Linked DNA regions of Homo sapiens: region 2 is linked to region 1. Evidence: read pairs that join two places in POLR2A ChIA-PET (ENCODE). Cell type or tissue: K562. All regions are shown on one strand.

What was found. Peaks named below come from ENCODE experiments on the same cell type or tissue, not always from the same donor. Only the 100,000 strongest peaks of a DNase experiment are listed, where the experiment ranks them.
Region 2: POLR2A ChIA-PET joins it to region 1 with 6 read pairs; 3 of 35 experiments call an interaction of 5 or more read pairs at or near these places.

The regions. Positions count from the first base shown.
Region 1 is chr11:33,296,427-33,301,426 of GRCh38, forward strand. All of the region lies in intron 2 of HIPK3 (homeodomain interacting protein kinase 3), which reads left to right. Among named protein-coding and RNA genes, the nearest start is that of HIPK3, 42 kb to the left of the region's middle. In K562, no CTCF peak of the experiment used is centred here; no DNase peak of the experiment used is centred here.
Region 2 is chr11:33,721,612-33,726,611 of GRCh38, forward strand. It overlaps CD59 (CD59 molecule (CD59 blood group)), which reads right to left. Exons shown (of 4, transcript NM_000611.6): 2 at 768-852. The coding sequence starts at 834. Among named protein-coding and RNA genes, the nearest start is that of CD59, 12 kb to the right of the region's middle. RefSeq lists an enhancer at 2,385-2,474. In K562, no CTCF peak of the experiment used is centred here; DNase peaks (open chromatin) are centred at 1,140, 1,710 and 1,960; H3K4me3 peaks cover 574 bases.

The DNA.
Region 1 (5,000 bases):
CTTTTGAGTGGCAAAGTTAGAAAATATAGAAGCATACCTTGTTTTCTTGTTTTGCTTTATTGCATTTCACATATACATGCTTTTTACAAATTGAAGGTTTGTGGCAACCTTGTGTCAGGTCTGTTGGTGCCATTTTCTCAACAGCATGCGCTCATTTTATGTCACTTTTTGGTAATTAATGATATTTCAAACTTTATTATTATTTGTTACAATGATCTTTGAACAGTAGTCTTTGATGTTACTATTATAATCGTTTTGGGGCACCACAGACTGTGCCTATATAAGATGGTGAACGTAATAAATGTGTGAGCTCCGACTGCTCTAACAACCAGCTGATCCTTGGTCTCTCCTTCTCCTCTGGCCTCCCTATTACCTGAGACACAACAATATTGAAAGTAGGCCAGTTAGTAACCCTGCAGTGGCCTCTCAGTGTTCTAAGAGAAAGGAAGATCTCATGTCTCTTGCTTTAAATCAAAAGCTAGAAATGATTAAGTTTAGCGAGGAAGGCGTGTGGAAAGCCAAGGCAGGCTGAAAGCTAGGCCTATTGTGGCAAACAGTCAAGTGGCGAATACAAAGGAAAAGTTCTGAAGGAAATTAAAAGTGCTACTCCAGTGAGTAGTAAATGGTAAAAAAGCAAAACAGTGTTATTGCTGATATGGAAAAGATTTTTTTTTTTTTTTTTTGAGATGGAGTCTCTCACCCTGTTGCCTAGGCTGGAGTGCAGTGGCACAATCTTGGCTCACTGCAACCTCTGCCTTCTGGGTTGGATCAATTCTCCTGCCTCAGCCTCCCGAGTAGCTGGGATTACAGGTGCACACCACCACGCCTGGCTAATTTTTGTATTTTTAGTAGAGACGGGGCTTCGCCATGTTGGCCAGGCTGGTCTTGAACCCTTGACCTCAGGGGATCCACCCAACTTGGCCTCCCAGAGAGCTGGGATTACAGATGTGAGCCACCGCGCCCTGCTGGAAGAGATTTTTGTGGTCTGGATAAGTGATCAAATTAGTCACAACATTCCCTTAAGCCAAACTCTAAGCCAGAGCCAGGCCTTAACTCTCTTCAATTCTATGAAAGTGCAGAAAGGTGAGGAAGCTGCAGAAGAAAAGATGGAAACTAGCAGAGGTTGATTCATGAGGTTTAAGGAAAGAAGCCTCTCCATAACATAAAAGTGCAAGGTGAAGCAGCAAGGGCTGATGCAGAAGATCTAGCTGAGATCATTGGTAAAGGTGGCTACACTACACAACAGATTTTTAATGTAGATGAAACAGCTTTATATTGTAAGATGATACCATCTAGGACTTTCATAGCTAGAGAGAAGTCAATGCCTGGCTTCAGAACTTCAAAGAACAGGCTTTTTTTTTTTTTTTTTTTTTTTTTTCTTGAGATGGAGTCTTGCTCTGTCACCCAGGCTGGAGTGCAGTGGTGTGATCCTGGCTCATTGCAACCTCTACCTGCCAGGTTCAAGCGATTCTCCTACCTCAGCCTCCCGAGTAGCTGGGATTACAGGGGCGCACTACCATGCCTAGCTAATTTTTGTATTTTAGTAGAGACAGGGTTTCACCATGTTGGCCAGGCTGGTCTTGAACTCCTGACCTCAAGTGATCCTCCCTCCTTGGCCTCCCAAAGTGCTGGGATTAACAGGTGTGAGCCACCGCACCCAGCCAGAACAGGCTAGCTTTGTTGGGATAATGCAGCTGGTGACTTTAAGTTGTGGCCAATGCTCACTTACCATTCTGAAAATCCCAGAGCCCTTTAGAATTACGCCAAATCGACTCTGCCTCGACTCTGCCTATGTTCTAGAAATGGAATACCAAAGCCTGGATTAGAGCATATCTATTTACAGCATGGTTTACTGAATATTTTAAGCATGCTGTTGAGACCTACTGCTCAGAGAAAAATATTTCAAAATATTTATTACTACACATTAACAAGGCACCTGGTTACCCAAGAGCTCTGATGGAGATATATAGGGAGAATAATATTGTTTTCATGTTTGCTAACACAACATCCATTCTGCAGTCCCTGCATGCATCAGGGAGTCATTTTTACTTTCAAGTCTCATTCTTTAAGAAATATGTTTGGTAAGGCCATAGCTGCTATAGATAGTAATTCCTCTGATGCATCTGGGCAAAGTAAATTGAAAACCTTCTGGAAAGGATTTATTGTTGTAGATGCCATTAAGAGCATTCATGATTCATGGCAGCATTAACAGGAATTTGGAAGAAGTTGATTCCAACCCTCATGGATGACTTCGAGGGGTTCAAGACTTCAGTCTTGAGGAGGTAACTGCAGATATGGTGGAAATAGCAAGAGAACTATTAGTAGAATTAGAAGTGGAGTTAGTAGAATTAGAAGTGGAGTCTGAAGATGGGACTGACTTGCTGCAATCTGACGATTAAACTTGACCTATTGACAAGTTGCTTCTTTTTGTTTGTTTGTTTTGAGATGGAGTCTGTGTTGCCCAGGCTGGAGTGCAGTGGTGCAATCTTGGCTCATTTCAACCTCCACCTCCTGGGTTCAGGCAATTCTCCTGCCTCAGCCTCCCAAGTAGCTGGAATTACAGGTGCCTGCCACCATGCCTGGCTAATTTTTGTATTTTTAGTAGAGACTGGGTTTTACCATGTTGGCCAGGCTGGTCTTGAACCCCTGACCTCAAGTGATCTACCTGCCTCGGCCTCCCAAAGTGCTGGGATTACAGGTGTGAGCCACTGTGCCTGGCCTAGACGAGTTGCTTCTTTTGGATGAGCAAAGAAAGTGGTTTCTTGGGCCGGGCGCGGTGGCTCACGCCTGTAATCCTAGCACTTTGGGAGGTCGAGGCAGGTGGATCACGAGGTCAGGAGTTCAAGACCAGATTGACCAATATGGTGAAACCCTGTCTCTACTAAAAATGCAAAAATTAGCCGGGCACAGTGGCAGGTGCCTGTAATCTCAGCTACTCGGGAGGCTGAGGCAGGAGAATCGCTGGAACCTGGGTGGCAGAGGTTGCAGTGAGCCGAGATCATGCCACTGCAATTCCAGCCTGGGCTGCAGAACGAGACTCTGTCTCAAAAAAAAAAGAAAAGAAAGTGGTTTCTTGAGATGGAATCTAATGCTGGTGGAGATGCTGTGAACAATTGAAATGATAGCAAAGGATTTAGACTATTATATCAACTTAGTTGATAAAGCCAGCAGCAAGGTTTGAGAGGATTGGCTCCAATTTTGAAAGAAGTTCTCCTGTGGGTAAAACATCATTAAATAGCATCGCGTTCTACAGAGAAGTCTTTCATGAAAGAGCAAATCAATGTGGCAAACTTTACTATAGTCTTTGAGACATCGTTGGCCAGGTGCAGTGGCTCACGCCTGTTATCCTAGCACTTTGGGAGGCTGAGGTGGGAGGATCATGAAGTCAGGAGTTCCAGACCAGCCTGGGCAATGTGGTGGGACCTCATCTCTACAAAAACACAAAAATTAGCTGAGCTTGGTGGTGTGTGTCTGTAGTCGTAGCTTCTTGGATGCTGAGGTGGGAGGATTGCTTGTGCCTGGGAGGCAGAGGTTGCGGTGAGCAGAGACTGTGCCACTGCACTCAAGTCTGGGTGACAGAGTGAGACCCTGTCTCAAAAAAAAAAAAAAAAAAAAAAAGAAAGAAAGAAAAGAGGCCAGGCACGGCGGCTCATGCCTATAATCCCAGCACTTTGGGAGGCTGAGGCGGGCAGATCACAAGGTCAGGAGTTCGAGACCAGCCTGGCCAACATGGCGAAACCCTGTCTCTACTTCTACTAAAAATACAAAAATTAGCTGGGCGTGATGGCAGGTGCTTGTAATCCCAGCTACTCGGAAGGCTGAGGCAGGAGAATCGCTTGAACCTGGGAGGCGGAGGTTGCGGTGAGCTGAGAGATCTTGCCAGTGCACTCCAGCCTGGGTGACAAGAGCAAGACTCCATCGCAAAAAAAAAAAAAGAACTTGCAGCCATTTTAACCTTCAGCAACCACCATCCTGATTGGTCAGCAGCCATCAACATTAAGGTGAGACCCTCCACCAGCCAACCAGCCAAAGTATTACAACTGAAGGTTCAGATTCCTGTTAGCATTTTTTAGCTATCAAGTATTTTTAAATTAAGAGCTATACATTTTTTTAGACATAATGCTGTTGCACACTTAATAGACTACAGTATAATGTAAACATAACTTTTATATGTACTGGGAAACCAAAAAATTTGTGTGACTCACCTTATTGGGGTATTTGCTTTATTGTGGTGGTCTGGAACCAAACCTGCAATATCTCTGAGGTATTCCTGTATGTTGATATATTTGTGGGTGTTTATGTGTGTAGTATTTTTTTGTTTTGTTTTTTTGAGAGTCTCACTCAGTCACCCAGACTGGAGTACAGTGACATGATCTTGGCTTACTGCAACCTCCACCCCGCCGGGCTCATATGACCCTCTCACCTCAGCCTCCTGAGTAGCTGGGACTTCAGGTGCATTCTACCATGCCTGTCTAATTTTTGTATTGTTTTGTAGAGACAGGGTTTTGCCATGTTGCCAAGGGTGAGCTGAAGCAATCTGCCAGTGTTGGTCTCCCAAAGTGCTACAATTACCACACCCGGTTTTATGTGTATATTTCTATGTCTATCTGTTTGTATATTAAAATCATAAATTCATGCTGATATGTCCAATTTTGATACCTGAGAGTTTGTTCTTTCTTATGTGTAATCCCTCATTTGACACCAAGAAACTGACTCTCATTAGCCACAATATGTTACTTATTTGCTCAATTTTGGAATACATTTAAAGGAGTTTTAGAATTGTTCACCCCTGCCACTCCTAATTTAGTAACCAGAGTACAACATGTATTTGCAGCTCTTTTATTCTTTAGCCTGAGACTTGGAGTATGTAGTCAAAATACTGTGTTCCAAAGTTACTTAGGTTAGTTCCTCCCCAAACTCCTTCTCTCCCACCTTCAGTGTGATTATGTTATTATTTTTGAAATACAGTTAAGTTTATTTGTTTCTGTTTGTATTCCATT
Region 2 (5,000 bases), 430 kb after region 1:
CCACTGTTATAGAAGTTGACTCAGAAGCACACAATTTCCTCCAGCAACCAGGGGAGGGGTGGCTGAGGAGAGGGGGTGGCCCAGTGACAGATGGCCTGGAGCAGGAGGGAAGAGCAGGGACTCTGTTGCCAGACTGTGTGTTCACATTCCCGTGTACCACTTCTGTGTGTTATTTGACAAGTTATTAATTTTGGGGAGGCCTCAATCTTGTTGCTTGTAAAACAAGGATAAAAATACCACCAACTCCATCAGGTTGGCATGAGGATTAAATAAGCAAATACACGTAAAATGCTTAGAGTAGTGACTGGCACATAAATGCTTCAGGGTTAGTTAGCTGCTGCTGCTGTCACTATGACCATCATCATCATTAAAACACAGGAGGAGCCTCAGAGCAGAAGGACTGAGCTCAGATGGCTCTAAGCAGAGTGGACCCCAAAGGGACTTGCACAGCACTCTAAGAATGGTATCCATTGGTGTCCCCAAGCAGCTTATGGTGACAGGAGTGAAACTTCAGCCGCCGATTGTTGACCCACCCCTGCCAAAAGCCACGCTGTAACTCAGGACGGGCTGTAACTCAGGACGATGCCCCACTGAGGACAAGGTCATAACATAGGAAGGAGCTGTCATACAACCCCAGACCTGTAACACTGGAAGGCAAAAGAACCAAAGCCAGGCCTGGAGGAGCAGCTGGGGCTGAAACTGAGGCTTAAGAAGGGAGTTCATGGCCAAGGCAGCCTAGATCCATGTCCTGAGACTGGAGCACTCACCTGAATGGCAGAAGACAGCCAGGACGAGCAGCAGCCCGAACAGGACAGACCCTCCTTGGATTCCCATTGTGATTGTCCACAGAACCTGGAAGGAAGGGACAGGAAGGAATGTCAGGAACGAACAAATGACTGCTGGTTGTCTCAAAAACCAAGGGCTGGAAGGCCAAGAAGGCTTCTGAGAGGAACATTTACAGGGGGAGTCAAGGCACACTGAATCCCTGGGCCATGCCCCAGCTCTGACCCACAGCACCATATACCCTTGAGTAGGCTCAGTCCCTATAAGCCCCAGTGTGTACTACCACACTGTGGGAATAACACTATCTTCCCCATCAGGGTCAGTGAGTCAAATGACAATATGAGCAAATTGACTCATATAGCCACTGTGGTTCCCACTCTACTGGCCCCACCCCAAGCTGCTGGCTGAAAGAGAGGGCCACTTCTCGGAGCCACAGCACTAAGTGAATCAGACCAAAGGGGTGACTCTGGAAGGCACCAGCATGCATTCAGCAGTGGAACAGGGAGCAATGGCTTAGCATACCTGGAAGCTCTGGCTCCTCACTGTAAGAAGTATAATGGGGACACTTGCTTGCTCTCTTTGGGGACATGAAGAGAGGTATTGAGCAACTTTGTAAGTTTCCATTACGTGAATGCCTAGATGTGTAGTGATAGCATCAGGTGAGAAGAAGGAAAGCCTGAAATGCCTCCAACCCTACTTTACCCAGTAAAGAAGCCAAAGCTTAGGGAGGTTTTGAACTTGCCTAAGTACAAAGCATCCATAGCAGAACTAAGAAATCTCCCAACTCCAATCCTACATCCCTGAACCCATCCTGAAATAAGGAGGTGGCAGTGCCTGTAAACCAGGGTACTCCATATTCTATTCTCCAGAGCCCCACAGGCCCGGACAGACAGATGGGTTCTTGGAAGGGTGAGTCATCTACCCTCCCTAAGTCAGAAATGCAGAGTTCCCTGGGGAACTGACAATCCTGACAATCATTCCTGTCCCTTCCTTCTCACACATCTTGAAGGTCATCTGCTACTTAGGAATTTGCTGACGCAGGCCAGTGGAGGACTGAGAAGTTCCAGGAAAAGGGCAGGGTCTGACATTGTCCAAAAAAGAAAACAATCAGTGAGTCAAGCCTGGAGATGGGGGTGGTGGAGATGAGAAAGAGGTGGTTTTATGATATGTGAGGAACCAGGAAGAAAGACAATTGTCATCTGGCCTTTCCTTACAAATTGAGGGCTCCCCACCACCCGCTGGGCTCTGAAACCTACAGCCTGCTACGGGACACCATCCCCCATGTGGACCTTCCCAGGAGACCTGGGCTCCAGCACATGCCAGCGGCTTGCTTGGTTCCCCATTTTCAGGGGTTTCTGAGTAGGAAGGGTGATTTATAGACTCAGGTTAGACAGGGCTCCAGTATACAAGGAACTGCTACAAGTGAGCAGGGAGAGGAAGGTATTGGTCTGAGGTCCCCGAACAGAGAGCTCCAGACACTTCCTAAAAGTTAAGCATAGCATGATCGGAGCCTGGGTATTATAGTGAGACCCTGTCTCTACAAAAATAAAAACATTAAAAAAAAATTAGACTGGTGTGGTGGCACATAACTGTAGTCCCAGCTACTTGGGAGGCTGAGGTGGGAGGATCGCTTGAGCCCAGGAGGTAAAGGCTACAGTGAGCTGTGACTGTGCCACTGCACTCCAGCCTGGGTGACACAGCAAGGTCCTCTCTCCAAACAAACAAACAAAAACCCAATGTAGCTACAATGTCAGGCATCCCCACGGAAGGAGGAAGGAAGGAATCTCCTGACTCGGGTTAGGCACTGGAAAGGTGTCAGGCTGGCAGGAGCTGCCGGTTCAGGACACTTCCCTTGGAATGGTCCTTGACATAAATCACACTGCCACAACACACAGGGCCCCTGATGGGGAGCTGTTCTTTGAAGTACCTTAGAAAGAAGTGGCCTGCTAAGAAAGCAGGAAGAACACAATGAAAGGGTTCAGAGCACAGGCATTCCAGTCCAATCTGGAGGCCTCTGAACAAGGCCAGATAGTTCTGGCTCTGTCACCTCTTTGCTATGTGTTAACCTCTGATCACGCTTTGGCTAGTAAGCATGGAGATAGTTACATGTACTGCATAGCACAATGCCTGGCCAAAGATGGCACTCAAAAAGCTGTGGCCACTGTTAGTGCTACTCAGGAGTAATGAGGTTACTTGAGGAAGAAATTGTGTGGGGAGGGAGTGTTGGGGGGTGAACGGTGGGAAGGCAGACAGAGGGTGATGTGAGGTGAGGAAGCCAGAGAAACACCCTGGGTTGAATGAGCAGGGGAGACCTCAGGCATCAAACCTAAGGAAGCCCTCAGTTTTCTGGGATGGTTGGGGAGTGTCAAGTCTTAGCCTCAGTTCCACATGACTGGCTGGTTGTTGCTATAGCTGATCCCATGACATGCTGCAGGGGAAGCCAAGACAGCAGAGAAAGGAAGTAGCTATGTGTAGATGCCAAGGTCGGGCTGTTCCATCAAAATAAGACCAGGCCTTTATGAACCACTGCCAAAATATGAATTTCCAAGAGCAAAACGTTCATATGGAGTATGTGTATGTGTATGGGGGGCGGAGGAGGGCGGGAGGCAGAAAAAGAAACAGCTGATTGTTTTAAAGCTATTTTATAAATGCCCTACAATGTAGATGGTAACTAACACTAAGCAAGATCATTTATGGCTTTTTATTTTTCTTCCTGATCCTTTACTTTTTGCCATCCTTTCCCCAAATATTCTATAATTAACCAAGTATTACTTTTACAATCAGAAACATCAGGAAAATTCACACATGACAATGTTCCTTTTCTAGTAGTCATAGATCATCTATCTTTTGGTAAAACTACTCCCTAGACTAAAACACCCTCCATTTTAAGGAAAAAAAAAAAAAAAAAAGAAGATGCCCATAAGTTAAGTGTAGATAAGATGGTAAATGAACCAAAAGTGTTGCCATTCCACCCAAACCAAGTACTTAAATGCAAGATACACTCAGAAAGCATCAACACTCAACTCCTTTCCAAACATTTCAGGATTCATTAATAACGGTGGGTTTGTCCCTAACGACTGTTCTAATAATACTGCTATTGTTCTGAATGATTTTTAATCATTCTAAAGAATGCACAACTGAAAAATCCCTCAAAGAAGATATGTAGGAACAAGTCTTCCCCCATGATGAAGGAACGGCAGGCTTTCCTGGGTGGTGCGTAAGTTGACTCTAAAGTCATTTCCGTAATGGGAGCTCCAAGTAGGCCTTTCATCACAGGAATAAGAAATAGTCAAGGGCATACAAACATTCTTTAAAATAGCAAAAATTTAGTGATACACACATCCAACAATAAGGAAATGAGTATACTATGGTACACTTCCATGGTGGGGAACCGCATAGCCAGGAAAAGTAATGGGCGTGGAAGGCTACTCACAATGAATTAAGATCTGCCAAGCAAATGGAAAGCAAAAAAAGCAGGGGTTGCAATCCTAGTCTCTGATAAAAGACTTTAAACCAACAAAGATCAAAAGAGATAAAGAAGGGCATTACATAATGGTAAGGAGATCAATGCAACAAGAAGAGCTAACTATCCTAAATATATATGCACCCAACACAGGAGCACCTAGACGCATAAAGCAAGTTCTTAGAGACCTACAAAGAGACTTAGATTTCCACACAATAATAGTGGGAGACTTTAACACCCCACTGTCAATATTAGACAGATCAAAAGACAGGAAATTAACAAGGATATCCAGGACTTGAACTCAGCTCTGGACCAAGTGGACCTAACAGACATCTACAGAACTCTCCATCCCAAATCAACAGAATATACATTCTTCTTAGCACCGCATGGTAATTATTCTAAAATTGACCACATAATTGGAAGTAAAACACTCCTCAGCAAATGTAAAAGAACAGAAATCACAACAAACTGTCTCTCAGAACACAGTGCAATCAAATTAGAACTCAGGATTAAGAAACCCACTCAAAACCGCACAACTACATGGAAACTGAACAACCTGCTCCTGAATTACTGGGTAAATAACGAAATGAAGGCAGACATAAAGATGTTCTTTGAAACCAATGAGAACAAAGACACGACGTACCAGAATCTCTGAGACACATTTAAAGCAGTGTGTAGAGGGAAATTTATAGCACTAAATGCCCACAAGAGAAAGCAGGAAAGATCTAAAATTGACACCCTAACATCACAATTA